Linked DNA regions of Homo sapiens: all the other regions are linked to region 5. The links are chromatin contacts, found by Hi-C or POLR2A ChIA-PET in ENCODE. All regions are on one chromosome and are shown on one strand. Each heading gives the region's core, a stretch centred on a gene start or an enhancer-like site at or near the end of the contact. The rest is flanking DNA. Distances are from core to core; before and after follow the strand shown. Region 1 holds the start of LINC02265 (long intergenic non-protein coding RNA 2265). Region 2 overlaps RBM47 (RNA binding motif protein 47). Region 3 overlaps RBM47 (RNA binding motif protein 47). Region 4 has its middle 32 kb from the start of CHRNA9. Region 5 overlaps RBM47 (RNA binding motif protein 47).

Region 1 (2,700 bases), core at 1-2,500, 130 kb before region 5:
TACGATTTAGTATTATAGCAACTTTTTTTAAAAAGCAGAAGTGCTAAGAAAAGTTAAGGAACTCAACAAAGCTTGCATCGCTAGGAAGTAAAAAGCCAGAATTTTGATTTAAATCTAATGACCTATGTTTATTCCATATTATGCAGCCTCTTGGATGCTCTAATGCTGGCCTAATCAGGAGAAAGAGGCAAATGAGATCACGGTCAAAACTGCTGGGGAAGTCAGGTGCAGTGGCTCACGCCTGTAAACCCAGCACTTTGGGAGGCTGAGGAAGGAGAATCACTTGAGCCCAGGAGGTCAAGGCTGCAGTGAGCTATGATTGCACCACTGCACTCCAGCCTGGGTGACAGCGTGAAACCCTGTCTCAAACAAACAAGCAAAAACTACCAGGATTGAAAATATCTGAGTGAGGAAGATGGTTTGTAATGGAGGCAAGCTAGCAAGAAAAGAATGTGGGGGAGGGGTTCTATACCTGCATCAGATCATCTGAGGGCCCACAGTGCAGCTCCGTGGGCTCTGAGGGATTGTGTAAGAGGCAGCTGGCAGATATGCATGGGGTGGGCTGATCTGGCAAAAAGACGAGATAAATCTGAAAAATACATTTTACAGTGCTCTTTACACTGAAGAATCTTGCAGAGTAACTGGTAGATATGATAAGGGATAGAGAAGGAATTACTGCTTAATAGCTAGCCAGACACTGGCATTAAGGTTTCTGCATATTTAAATGGGTGTGCTTTTCCCATCCCTGACAGATTCTTTTGTTTTCCCCTACGTCCTTAGGTTCCTCTTTTATACAAATGGCCTCTATGTCCATTCACACTGTTCTGCAAGATCAAAGGAGAAAATAATTCCCAAAGCAATGTTCTGGGACACTGAGGGTCATCAAACATCAAGTGAAATTTGATCAACTTGCATTTTTATGTATTATCTCTTACCTTTTGCATCTTCAGAAAGGCAGTTTATCTTTATTTTCATTTAGTGGTAAAATATTTTCTAATAGCATCAGTGAAATCCTGTTGAAAGTCAATGGCCAGCTTTTTAGACATAAGACAAATGAGAGTTCTGTTGGGCACAACAGAACTGCTAACAGGTCTTTCACTATATTTCTTTCTCTCTCAGCCATTGATGGGTGTCTGACACCTCCAAACTCCCTCTATGCTGGGCTGATTAGAAGTGGAGGAGTTGTCTAAGATGCAACTGTTTGAACTTCAGCGGTGGAAGGTTGGGCAGCTGGGCCCCAGGTGTGTGCATTCAGACTGTAGCAGGAGTGATGCCCTCTCCCCGTGGTCCATCAAGCTCTATCTATAAGATGAGTCTCAGGAGACTGAGTACCAACCTCTAGACAGGAGCAGGGAGGGATATAAAATAGAAATGTTGACAAGGCAAAGAGAATGATGCCCCCAAGGCCACTGTGGTTCTACAGACTTATGTTTGTGCTCGAGTTAGAGCAGGATGAGGTTGGAAATGAAGCTTACAGAGTTACAAGGGACGGCGGTAGTTCCAGAAAGGACAGGGTCATCTGGTTTTTGGAAGGCATCTTGGAGATTTCATCGTACGTAAGCCATCCAGAGCTAGTATGTGGGCTGCATGATGTTGGGGACTTGCTTTCCTCCTGTCTTTTTGCTCTACTGTTCTCGATACAGAACTTCTCCCTGTGAGGTCCGATGGTAGTTAGGGAGCAATGGTGCTAATAGGAGGCTTTGTTAATGAGAACAGGGATGCCTGCTAGATTTGGGGTTAGAAAGGAAAACAAAGAAATGTGATGAGGTCCTAGTGTCGTTGGCAGCTGGCAAATTCATTACATCATCAAGCTCTCTGACTTAAGTCTCTTGCCTACCTTGCGCTGGTTAAAACGAAAATGTAGCCCTCAGCGCCGCAGAAAACAATTCTCCAGGGCTGTGACCATGGGGTGCCAGGGAGGAAGTGAAACTAATTGGGCAAAGACTCTTCCTGTCTGTCCATTCCTCTGTGTGGCCCTCTGGTAGAAGCAAGGATTTATGCATGTTGGGCTAGATATGAGTGAAAAAGGGGAAACATGGTCTGAAGGAGGACTTTGGGGTCAGGAATAGTCTAAAGTTTAGCAATTTTCTTTTGCTTTAGGAATCGCTCTTTGACCTCATTTTTTTTTTCTTTTTAAGTGAAGTTTCCAAGCAGAAAAGGCAGTATTTGCCAAGTGCTACAATTCACTCTAAGCTGATTGGGTTCTGAACACGAAGGCCCTTTTTACTCTCACAATCATTTAAAAACAGTAGTAGTAAGTGGGGTGTTTTCGCACTAATTTACAGGTTCCTCATTTGTTGCTATGATGACCCCCTGAGGCCGGAATTGTTATCCTCTTACAGATGGGGCAGTTGAAGCTCAGAGAGAAGTGGCTTGACCAAGGCCCAACGGCAGGTGAGCAGCAGAGTCTAGGGTTTTATCTTTCTATCACACCTGTCACCGTGGTGCCCGGGGATGAGCAGTCACTTCAGATAAACGTTGAGGTTTCTGTTACCAGCCGTCCTCCGGGCCCAGTGTGATTAGTCTACTTTGCTCAGCTTCCTGTAGGTGTGTTGTGATACTCTGTAGATACTTTATTTCCTCTTCTCCCCTAGTTCGTCCAGAAATACAAACTGTTGAATTTCTTTATCATCATTTTAGAAGTGATAAACATTCCCAAAAGGTATGTTATTTCTGCCATGGAGTTGGCAGTCTTTATTC
Region 2 (2,700 bases), core at 42-2,541, 75 kb after region 5:
AAAATCTTGGTCAGGCGTGGTGGCTCATGCCTATAATCCCAGCACTTTGGGAGGCTGTGGCAGGCGAATCACTTGAGGTCAAAAGTTCGAGACCAGCCTGGCCAATATGGTGAAACCCCATCTCTACCAAAAACACAGATTCTGCTCTGTCGCCCAGGCTGGAGTGCAGTGGTGCGATCTTGGCTCGCTGCAACCTCCAGCTCCCGGGTTCAAGCAATTCTCCTGACTCAGCCTCCCGAGTAGCTGGGATCAAAGGCATGCGCCACCACATCTGACAAATTTGTATATTTTTAGTAGAGACACGGTTTCACCATGTTGGCCAGGCTGGTCTCGAACTCCTAACCTCAGGTGATCTGCCAGTCTCCGCCTTCCAAAGTGCTGGGATTACAGGCATAAGCCACTACACCTGGCCTTAAGCACGTCCATAAACTCCACTTTAAAATACATGATTATTGACTCCCAGGAAACTTCTCAGTAATTCTCACTTGAAATTCACCTAACTTTCTTATGATGATTAAATATTTCCTTATGTATACACACTAAAACCTGATCTTAAAAAAAAATTCAAAAATTGCTAAATGAAAGTTTTTGAATATATTAATACCATGTGTGTCTGAAAATAACAAGTATTCATAAGCAAAAATTTAAAATTCCAGAGTTACGGCTGGGCGCGGTGGCTCACGCCTGTAATCCCAACACTTTGGGAGGCCGAGGCGGATGGATCATGAAGTCAGGAATTCAAGACCAGCCTGGCCAAGATGGTGAAACCCCGTCTCTACTAAAAATACAAAAATTAGCCGGGCGTGGTGGCGTGCACCTGTAATCCCAGCTACTTGGGAGGCTGAGGCAAGGAATTACTTGAACCTGGGAGGCGGAGGTTGCAGTGACCCGAGATCGCGCCACTTCATTCCAGCCTGGGCGACAGAGTGAGACTCCATCTCAAAAAAAAAGTCCAGAGCAAGTCTTATTTTTAAAACAAAACAAATTTGAAGGGAAAAAGAGACAAAATGACCTAAGTAAAAAAGTCAGATGGCTGGCCAGCTCTCCAACAGAAGATAGAAAAGTCTGCAAATTAGCCAGGCGTGGTGGCGCATGCCTGTAATCCCAGCTACTTGGGAGGCTGAGGCAGGAGAATAGCTTCAACCCGGGAGGCGGAGGTTGCGGTGAGCCGAGATCACCCCACTGCACCCCAGCCTGGGCAACAAGAGCGAAATCCCATCTCAAAAAGAAAAGAAAAGTCTGCAGTACGTAAAACCTGAGCCTCAGAAATCGGAGGTGGCGGAGCCTCAACAGCGTTCTGGCATTGTCTTTGCCAGGACGGGACTGCCCTCTGGTGTAACTAACAATTTTCACGTTTTGTTCAGCCTCACTGTAAAGTCATAAAACTTTTCTGATGCTTAGTTTCCTCATGTACAAAACAGCAGCAGTCACCTTCTAGGGTAATTACTGCAGTTAAACAGCCAACATAGAGCACTTAGCAAATACACTCCCAGAAACAGACCTCTTTCCTTCCACCCTTTCAGGTCATAATATTTCCATCCCACCTTAAGATATCACTTAACTTTAAAGAGCTGGCACAGATAGGGAATGATTTTCAGCTCATATAGTCATGTTTTTAATTCCTGAAAATGCTCTGCGTTGTGGTCTGTTCTTACAAAGGAATACTATGCAGCAACAACAGGATAAATTATAACTACATGAAACTATGTGGATGAGCGTCACCGATAAAGGGTTGAGTGAGAGGCCAGATACAAAAGAGTACATACTGTCTGATTCCATCTTAATGAAGTAAGAATAGCCAAAGGTAATCTATGGTGATACAAGTCAGAATGGTGGTTACCTTGGGTTGAGGGGATAATGGGAGGAGAGGCACGACGATACTGAGATGCTGAAAATATTTTGTGCCTTAATCTGGGTGGTGGTTCCACAGGTACATACACATATAAAAATTCATCAAGCTGTGTACCTAACAGTCGTGCAGTTTACTGCCTTTATGTTATACACTTCAATGAATATTTAAAATAATATGTTTTCGGCCAGGCGCAGTGGCTCACGCCTGTAATCCCAGCACTTTGGTAGGCCAAGGTGGGCGGATCACCTGAGGTCAGGAGTTCGAGACCAGCCTGGCCAACATGGTGAAACCCTGTCTCTACTAAAAATACAAAAATTAGCCAGGTGTGGTGGCGCGTGCCTGTAGCCCAGCTACTTGGGAGGCTGAAGCAGGAGAATTGCTTGAATCTGGGAAGCTGAGGTTGTAGTGAGCCGAGATTGTGCCACTGCACTCCAGCCTGGGCAACAGAGTGAGCCTCCATCTCAAAATAAATAAATAAATAAATAAATAAATAATAATAATATATTTTTTTCAAAGTAGTTATTTGATTTAATATTTTCTCTGAATGATAAATTCATTCACTGGTGCTTCATAATTGTAGACATCACTTGTATAGGATATTTTCCAAATAACTGAATTTACTCATGTAAGCAAACACACTATTACTTTCTTGGGTAAAAATATTTCTAAAATGATTTGTACCCTCACTATCATTTTAAAGAGGCTCCAAAGCACATTCTTCTTGGTGAACCAAGGTTATCCATAGAAATTTACATGTTGGTGACCTGTATTGGCTCATGCCTTTAATCCCAACAGTTTGGGTGGTCTAGGTGGGAGAATTACTTGAGCCCAGGAATTTGAGACCAGTC
Region 3 (2,700 bases), core at 97-2,596, 100 kb after region 5:
ATCGTGCCAGTGCACTCCAGCCTGGGCGATGGAGCAAGACTCCGTCTCAGAAAAAAAAAAAAAAAAAAATGCAAACTCGCCTCAGACTGACGTAGGTATGTGAGCCAGCTCTGCCATGCATGAACTGTATGACCTTGTGTGAGTTCCCTGTTGTCTTTTAAGTCTGTTTTCTTATTGACAAAATAGGAATCCTAGCCCCTTCTTTAGAGATTATGGAAGAGATCAAATGAGGCTATACAAGTAAAACTGATAATACAAGTAAAAGACTTCCTTATGCCTGGCATATAGTGAACCCTCAGTAAATGTAAATCATCATTATTTTCTTAAGACCTCTAGGGTTCCTTACAACTCCAATATTTTAAGATTCCAAGAATCACTGATTACACAGGTATAGATGAACAAAAATCAGTGGGTACTGACATGCCTAGACTGAAAGGCCTGGTTTGTGTTCAGCACCTTTTCATACCAGCCTGGTATGGTATTTCTTTTTTTTTTTTTTTTTTTGAGACGGAGCCTTGCTCTGTCACCCAGGCTGGAGTGCAGTGGCACATACCAGCTCACTGCAACCTCCGCCTCCCGGGTTCAAGCGATTCTCCTGCCTCAGCCTCCTGAGTAGCCGGGATTACAGGTGCCCACCACCACGTCTGGCTAATTTTTGTATTTTTTTTTTTCGTTTTTGTTTTTGTATTTTTCAGACGGAGTCTAGCCCTGTCGCCCAGGCTGGAGTGCAGTGGCGAGATCTCGGCTCACTGCAACCTCCACCTCCCGGGGCAAGCGATTCTCCTGCCTCAGTCTACCGAGTAGCTGGGATTACCAGCGCCTGCCACCACCCCCAGCTACTTTTTGTATTTTGAGTAGAGACTGGGTTTCACCATGTTGACCAGGTTGGTCTTGAACTCCTGACCTTATGATCCGCCCACCTTGACCTCTCAAAGTGCTGGGATTACAGGCATGAGCCACCACACCTGGCCTCGTATATATTTTTTTTCCCCCTCATAGAGATGGGGTTTCACCATGTTGGCCAGGCTGGTCTCAAACTCCTGACCTCAGGTGATCCACCCGCCTTGGCCTCCCAGAGTGCTGGGATTACAGGCGTGAGCCACTGCGCCCAGCCTCTGGTATGGTATTTCAATGCCCACTTCATTCTTTGCTTGAGGTGTCACTTGTATTTTGCTGACCTTGTTCTTAGTTTCAAATAACTCATTTATTTTGCAGACATAGAAATTTTGTCATTCTTTATGAAAGCAATGCGGCTGTTCTACTGCTACTTCTTGGCAGGCAACACCTGCATAGAAACCAATGAGCATGGCTGAAGTGAATGTCAGACATTCTATTTCTGTCTGCCCACGGTGCAGCAACCACTGACACACTTGGGGCAACCTGCTTTACCCAAAGTGCAGCCCGGGATGAGGCCCCACCTCAGCAGAACTTTGATGCATGTCTAATGACTGGCTTGGAGACCTTGTTCTTGGAAACTACAGGGCTGACATTTAAGTATCACCCATGAAATTTGCCTCAAGGTTCAACGCTGACATTAGCTACCAATTTCGGCTTCATAACCTTGGAGTATTCTCTTTGCTTTCTAGAGCATTAAATACCATCCTACAAAGCATAAAGCCATTATTGACCTGTTATTCTGCCAAAAGACACATACACTTTGTTGATGCCCACAATTTTCTTTTTCTTCCTCTATGGTAGGTCCAGACCTCTTCCGTTTAGGTAGACAGGCCTCCTTTTGTAGGTAATTGTCTGCTTCCCTGCCATGTTATTGGTTGAGTCATGGCTCATATCCACCTCTCTGCCTTTGCAGTTTTTGGTGTGTGTGTGTGTGTTTTTGTTTTTTTTTTATTGTTGTTGTTGACAGAGTCTCGCTCTGTCATCCAGGCTAGAAAGCAGTGGCATGATCTCAGCTCACTATAACTTCTGCCTCCCAGGTTCAAGCAATTCTCCTGCCTCAGCCTCCTTAGTAGCTGGGATTACAGACAGCTGCCACCACGCCAGGCTAAGTTTTTGTATTTTTAGTAGAGATGAGGGGTTTCACCATGTTGGCCAGGCTGGTCTCAAACTCCTGATCTCAAATGATCTGCGCCCAGCCTGCCTTTTCAGTTTTGAAAATAGGTTATCTTGTTTGGCAAATAGCAAGACATCAAAGAGCACACAGACAAAGTAACTAACCACTAGATCTATGAAACTTTTGCCCACATGAATGAACTAATTTTATTTTATGTTATTTATTTATTTTTGAGACAGGGTCTCACTCTGTTGCCCAGGCTGGAGTGCAGTGGCATAATCATGGCTCACTGCAGCCTTGACCTCATAGGCTCAAGCAATCGTCCCACCTCAGCCTCACAAGTAGCTGGGGCTACAGGGATGCACCACCATGCCCAGCTATTTTTTTTTTCTTAAGACAGCATCTCTCTCTGTCTCCAAGACTGGAGTGTGGTGCCTCCATCTCAGCTCACTGCAGCCTTGACTGAGCCTCCGGGTCAGGAGATCCTCCTGAGTAGCTGGGACTACAGGTGCAAGCCACCACACCTGGCTAATTTTTGTAGAGATAGGGTTTCACCATTGCCCAGGCTGGTCTTGAACCCCTGGGTTCAAGCAATCTGCCTGCCTCAGCCTCCCAAAGTGCTGGGATTCCAGGCGTGAGCCACCATACCTGGCCTAATTTTTAAATTTTTTTGTAGAGACACGATCTCA
Region 4 (2,700 bases), core at 123-2,622, 66 kb before region 5:
TCATGAGAGTAGCTGAAATCAGTGAGGAAAGGCTATCTATTAAAAAATAAAATAATTTCAGGCCCCTGTTTTATATAAGATATAAAAATTAATTTAAGATAGATCAAAACTTAAATGTAAAAAACAAAATAATAATATATAAATTCTATGAGAAAATCTAGGAAACTACATGTAAGAGGCAGAGGAGATTCCCTTATCAAATACTGGAAACCAGACGCTATTAAAAAAAGAGATAGACATATTTGACTGCATAAAACCCCAAAATGTCATGTGACAAAAGATATAATTAAAAATGGTCAGTTGGGTCTGGTGGCTCACGCCTGTAATCCCAGCAATTTGGGAGGCTGAGGTGGGAGGATCATTTGAGGCCAGGAGTTTGAGACCAGCCTGGCCAACATGGTGAGACCCTCTCTCTTTAAAAAAAAAATAAAGTCAATGAAAAAGCCAAATGAAAATTGATAGACTTAAACATACCATAAATACTGCTAATATTCAAAACACTTACAAACTGATCCAAAAGAGTAAACAACTCCATCAAGGATAATTAGCAAACAGTATAAAAAGATAGTTCACAAAGAGACAAAGTTTCATGCCTGTAATCCCGGCACTTCGGGAGGCTGAGGTGGAAGAATCACTTGAGGCCAGTAGTTCAAGACCAGTCTGGGCAACATAGCGAGACCTCGTCTCTACAAAAAACTTTTAAAAAGTTAGCTGGGCACGACGGCACATGCCTGTGGTTCCAATCACTTGAGCCCAGGAGTTCAAGATTACAGTGAGCTATGATGGCACTACTGCACTCCAGCCTGGGTGACAGAGCGAGACCCTGTTTCTTAAAAAAAAATAATAAAAGAAAAAAAAATTAAATAATTGGAAAAATTCATCTTTTGACCAGGCGCGTTGGCTCATGCCTATAATTCCAGCACTTTGGGAGGCTGAGGCAGGTGGATCAGCTGAGGTCAGCAGTTCAAGACCAGCCCGGCCAACATGGCGAAACCCCAGGCTACTAAAAATACAAAAATTAGCCAGGCATGGTGGCGTACTCCTGTAGTCCCAGCTACTCAGGAGGCTGAGGCAGGAGAATCTCTTGAACCCGGGAGTCAGAGGTTGCAGTGAGCCAAGATTGGGTTATTGCAGTCCAGCCTGGGTGACAGCGAGACTCCGTCAAAAAAAAAAATTATCTTTTTTCACAAAGCTTCTCCTGTATACTTCCAGTGTGTTAGTTACCCCCTTTTTTGCATTGTCTCTATAGTGTGGACAGAGTTTTATATTCACACTTATGACACACTAAAAATCTGTAATTTAAAAATGTCCACAGCTGTGCCTTCTAGATTGTGGCCACTGTGATGACAGGAATTGTGTCTTATTTATCTTCACATTCCATCATCACGGTGGACATTGTCCAAGGGCTGTAGCAACCAAGTACCGCAAACAAGGTGGCTTGAAACAACCGAAGCATACTGCCTCACAGTTCTAGAGGCTAGAAATCCAAAATGAAGTTGTTGGGAGGGACGTGTTCTCTCTAAAGATTCTAGGGGAGAATCCCTCCTTGCCTTTTCCAGCTTCTAGGGGACCCCTGAAACCCTTGGTGTTCCTCCACATTCTAATCTCTGCCTCTGTCTCCACATGGGGTTTCCCTACGTGTGCATCTGTCTATGTGTTCAAATTTCTCTCTTCTCATAAGTCTGTATATTTCTACCAGTCAAGATTGACTAAGCTTCATTTCCTGCCGTTTGGCTAATGAAAACAATCGCCATGTGGAATATTACTTTTTGTACCAAAGGTGCTTCTCTGGTCTGCCGGGTCCCCTAGATGTAGTGCCTTTTCCCTGATTTGAGAATGTGTGTTCTAATCCTGAATAATCCTAATTAGGATTGAATAAGGCCCACCCTAATACAGCATGATCTCATTTTAACTTGAATACACCTGCAAATTTAAGGTCAGGCACGGTGGCTCATGCCTGTAATTCCAGCACTTTGAGAGGCCAAAGTGGGCAGATTGCTTGAGCCCAGGGGTGTGAGACCAGTCTGGGCAACACGGCAAAGCCTTGTCTCTACAAAAAATACAAAAATCAGTGGGATGTGATGGAGCGAGCCTGTAGTCCCAGCCACTTGGGATGCTGAGGTGGGAGGATCCCCTGAGTCTGGGGAGGTTGAGGCTGCAATGAGCCATGATTGTGCCACTGCACTCAGCCTGAGTGACAGAGGGAGACCCTGTATCAAAAAAAAAAAAAGAAAGAAAGAAAAGAAAAAAGAAAAATTTATAGAACTTGTAACAAGCTATAAAATGTTAGTGATCTAAGAGAAAGTATACTAAAAGCAAAATGTACACCGATACGTAGCCAACAATTCATGTCAATTGCAGGGAGTGAAGTAATAATAATAAAATAAGTAGGCTGGGCCTGGTGGCTCACGCCTGTAATCCTAGCACTTTGGGAGGCCGAGGTGGGTGGATAACCTGAGGTCAGGGGTTTGTGACCAGCCTGGACAACATGGTGAAACCCCGTCTCTACTAAAAATACAAAAAATTAGCTGGGCATGGTGGCAGGCACTTGTAATCCCAGCTACTTGGGAGGCTGAGGCAGGAGAATCGCTTGAACCCGGGAGGCGGAGGTTGAGGTGAGCCGAGATCGCGCCATTGCACTCCAGCCTGGGTGACAGACTGAGACTCTGTCTCAAAATAAATAAATAAATAAATAAATAA
Region 5 (2,700 bases), core at 6-2,505:
AATATGAGCTAAAAATTATCCAGTGCTATTTTAAAAAAATATATGCACAATATTATGACACTGTGAAAAATTACACATAATTTTTGCATATTGATTACCACCCTTAATACAATGATATTATTAGGGTAGTACAATTAATTAAAAATTTTTTTTTCTGTCATGCTTCAAATTCAAAATGCTTTGTGTCACCCAACCATAGCTGTAACAGAGAGCCAGGCACACAGTAAATTCTCAGTGCTGAATACTAAATGAATCCATGTTAAAGAGAGGCTTCACACACAAATGACAATGCCTGCAATAAGAACTCTACCTGGAAAGGTGGTGGCGTCGACACAGTGGGAATGACAGCGGCTGCGGCGGCTGCGGCCGCGGCTGCGGCGGCAGCAGCACTGGCTGGGTCTGGCTGCACAGCAATGGGGCTGATCATGTGCTCCACTGTGTGGATTTTGCCATCTTCAATCATTTTAGGGGCTGGAGCTGCTGGAAACATGGAATACTGAGCCCCAATGGCAGGGATGGCTACTGCAAGAGAAGCAAGAAGGAAAAACAGGTCAATCACTTTCAGTCGCTGAGTGGGGTCCAGCACTTGCTCTAAGATATTTTTTATTTTTATTTTTTTAAAAACTTTTCTTTTTTTTGAGACAGGGTCTCACTCTGTGGCCCAGGCTGGAATGCAGTGGTGCGATCAAGGCTCACTGCAGCCTCAATCTCTTGGCCTCAAGAGATCCTCCCACCTCAGCCTCCTGAGTAGCTGGGACTACAGGTACAGGCCACCTTGCCCAGCTTTTTGTTTTTGCTGTTGTAGAGACAGGGTTTCGCCACGTTGCCCAGGCTGGTCTTGAACTCCTGAGCTCAAGCGATCCAACTGCCTTGGCCTCCCAAAGTGCTGGGATTACAGGTGTGAGCCACCGCGCCCAGCCTAAGATATTTTTTAAAACCACGTTTAGAGGTCCTGGGCCTCTCCATGCTCACTATTGTTCTCTCAGTACAAGCCATGTACCCAGATGCCTGCTCCCTAGAGGAAGGGATGGGTGGTGGCAGGTAACTCCCCCTGCCTGTTGTGGAAGAGACCCCTAGAGTAAGGCTTTTGCACCAATATTTTCTACTATTTCTACAGAAAAATCACAGTTTGAATGTTATTCTTGATGTCCTACTGAGCAAGAAAGGGCCTCTGACTATGGGAAAACAGGCTTAGACGAAGAAGTGAGATCAGAGGCTTGAAGCCTACTGCCTGTGAGAGTTGGGCCTGCCTGTTCCTTCCTACTCACCTCACTCATTACCAGCCGCACTGCCTTTTTTTCACTTTCACCACTATTTAAGAAACAGGTGCTGTTGAGGGTTTCATTCTGAGAACTCAGACCTGTGTACATCCTCCCCACCCTGTATTTCAGATTTCAACATTACCGATTCAAGGAAAAACACATGGTAAAAAAAAATAGCACATTCCCCAGTTTCCTCATGCCCACGCAAAGTAGTGAAGATGTGGAGTGATTGGCTTTTAGTGGGACCTCCCAATTCAAAGAATTTCTGCAAGTAAAGTCCAAAATTATGATTTCAACCAGAGATTCAAACAGCAGCTATTGAATGTCAAGGTACAGTAAGAAGAGATCAAAAGGAAAAGATATCAGCCCTTTTGTGTGAGTGTGTGTGTGTGGGGCGGGGGTGTGTGTGTGTGTGTGTGTGTGTGTGTGTGTGTGTGTTGAAAGGACAAACAAAAATATGAAATGTGTACACAAAGAATCTTTCTATTTCTGGTTTTCTCCAACTGTAGGTACATTTATTCTAAATAGGACAGACTCAATCAAAGGTAAAGAGACAAATGATTGTAAGCTAAACAATGGTACAGCCATTCGATAAAATATACCTAAAACCTTAATCAAATCTTTTACCTGCCTTTCCAACCATATCTTCCACTGGTCTTGTGCCCAGATACTTCACCACCACCCTGGTGCCTCTCCTAAAATACAATGTTCTCATTTTCTGGATGATCAGAAATAGACGCCAATCGATGGGGCCCAGAGAGGGTTGTGAGTTTAAGCTACAAGGGGTTGTATGAAGTAAATGAATTGTTCTGGCTATCAGCCCACAGGAATTTCTACCTCAGGCTCCAGGACACAACTTTACATAGTTAAAGATTATTTAACAGTTCTTTTCTCTTGTTAAACCTTAAGCTACCGTAACTTGCCAAAGGGAGTTCCCTTCTCAACAAGTAGAAGCGACGACTCCCATATCCAGGCTCTATTTTATTAAGTTACAGAGCTGTGGGATCAGTTTTACTTTGCCCACAGTGCCAATGACATTTAAAAGGCAATCTAGTCTAAGGAGTCACTTAACTGCAGAAATTGCAGAATTTTTACACAGGCAAAAAAAAAAAAAAAAAAAAAAAAATCATTACTAGAATCATCAAAAGAAAGTTCAATTGGGGAAATGCTTTTTAACTCTATGAGGCCAATGTGTACCTATGTCCCAAATGCACAGATTCCTTGACTCTATTTTAGCTAGGGAGAGAAGTGTACAATCTCAACCAGAAGAAAATCAGAGTAGCTGGGCTCCAAACAGTTCTTCAACTTCCTCCTGCTGAAGCCAGGAGGGGTCTGGAGGAGGGTCGTGCCAATTACCCACGGACTGAGCTTTCCATGTGTTTGGATGCTTCTGCAGGGTGCTACGTGAGTTTGTGATAGACTCACACAATGGAGTTAA

What was found. A loop is a pair of places that touch in the nucleus more often than their neighbours do. ChIA-PET counts read pairs that join two places held with the same protein, here RNA polymerase II (POLR2A). Pooled maps may share reads with other maps.
Region 1: a pooled map shows a loop between it and region 5 (3-fold over the local background). The contact joins the promoter of LINC02265 here to the enhancer-like site in region 5. A Hi-C loop is called at or near these places in 6 of 50 pooled maps. POLR2A ChIA-PET finds 5 or more read pairs at or near these places in 4 of 52 experiments (HEK293, activated CD4-positive, alpha-beta T cell, activated naive CD4-positive, alpha-beta T cell and 1 more).
Region 2: a loop to region 5 is called in a map with no recorded cell type, with 1.9 times the contacts of the local background. The contact joins two enhancer-like sites. A Hi-C loop is called at or near these places in 11 of 37 single-sample maps with no recorded cell type and 12 of 50 pooled maps. POLR2A ChIA-PET finds 5 or more read pairs at or near these places in 9 of 52 experiments (A549, Caco-2, GM12878 and 6 more).
Region 3: a loop to region 5 is called in a pooled map, with 2.5 times the contacts of the local background. The contact joins two enhancer-like sites. A Hi-C loop is called at or near these places in 1 of 37 single-sample maps with no recorded cell type and 2 of 50 pooled maps. POLR2A ChIA-PET finds 5 or more read pairs at or near these places in 8 of 52 experiments (CD8-positive, alpha-beta T cell, GM10248, GM12878 and 5 more).
Region 4: a loop to region 5 is called in a pooled map, with 3 times the contacts of the local background. The contact joins two enhancer-like sites. A Hi-C loop is called at or near these places in 1 of 37 single-sample maps with no recorded cell type and 3 of 50 pooled maps. POLR2A ChIA-PET finds 5 or more read pairs at or near these places in 3 of 52 experiments (AG04449, HCT116 and OCI-LY7).

The regions. Positions count from the first base shown.
Region 1 is chr4:40,305,935-40,308,634 of GRCh38, forward strand. It overlaps LINC02265 (long intergenic non-protein coding RNA 2265), which reads left to right and starts at 1,251. Exons shown (of 4, transcript NR_121641.1): 1 at 1,251-1,552; 2 at 2,343-2,394. RefSeq lists enhancers at 1,671-1,720, 2,291-2,420.
Region 2 is chr4:40,506,845-40,509,544 of GRCh38, forward strand. The region is part of intron 2 of RBM47 (RNA binding motif protein 47); the gene reads right to left. Among named protein-coding and RNA genes, the nearest start is that of MIR4802, 6.1 kb to the left of the region's middle. Within about 2 kb of position 1,292, at least 3 of the 41 ENCODE cell types and tissues checked have a DNase peak (open chromatin) inside an H3K27ac peak, as active enhancers do.
Region 3 is chr4:40,534,887-40,537,586 of GRCh38, forward strand. All of the region lies in intron 2 of RBM47 (RNA binding motif protein 47), which reads right to left. Among named protein-coding and RNA genes, the nearest start is that of MIR4802, 34 kb to the left of the region's middle. Within about 2 kb of position 1,347, at least 2 of the 41 ENCODE cell types and tissues checked have a DNase peak (open chromatin) inside an H3K27ac peak, as active enhancers do; they include GM12878, where a contact is called at or near this core.
Region 4 is chr4:40,366,264-40,368,963 of GRCh38, forward strand. No RefSeq gene overlaps it. Among named protein-coding and RNA genes, the nearest start is that of CHRNA9, 32 kb to the left of the region's middle. Within about 2 kb of position 1,373, at least 3 of the 41 ENCODE cell types and tissues checked have a DNase peak (open chromatin) inside an H3K27ac peak, as active enhancers do.
Region 5 is chr4:40,432,341-40,435,040 of GRCh38, forward strand. RBM47 (RNA binding motif protein 47) reads right to left here. Exons shown (of 7, transcript NM_001098634.2): 6 at 311-522. Among named protein-coding and RNA genes, the nearest start is that of RBM47-AS1, 7.6 kb to the left of the region's middle. RefSeq lists an enhancer at 1,379-1,648. Within about 2 kb of position 1,256, at least 4 of the 41 ENCODE cell types and tissues checked have a DNase peak (open chromatin) inside an H3K27ac peak, as active enhancers do; they include GM12878, where a contact is called at or near this core.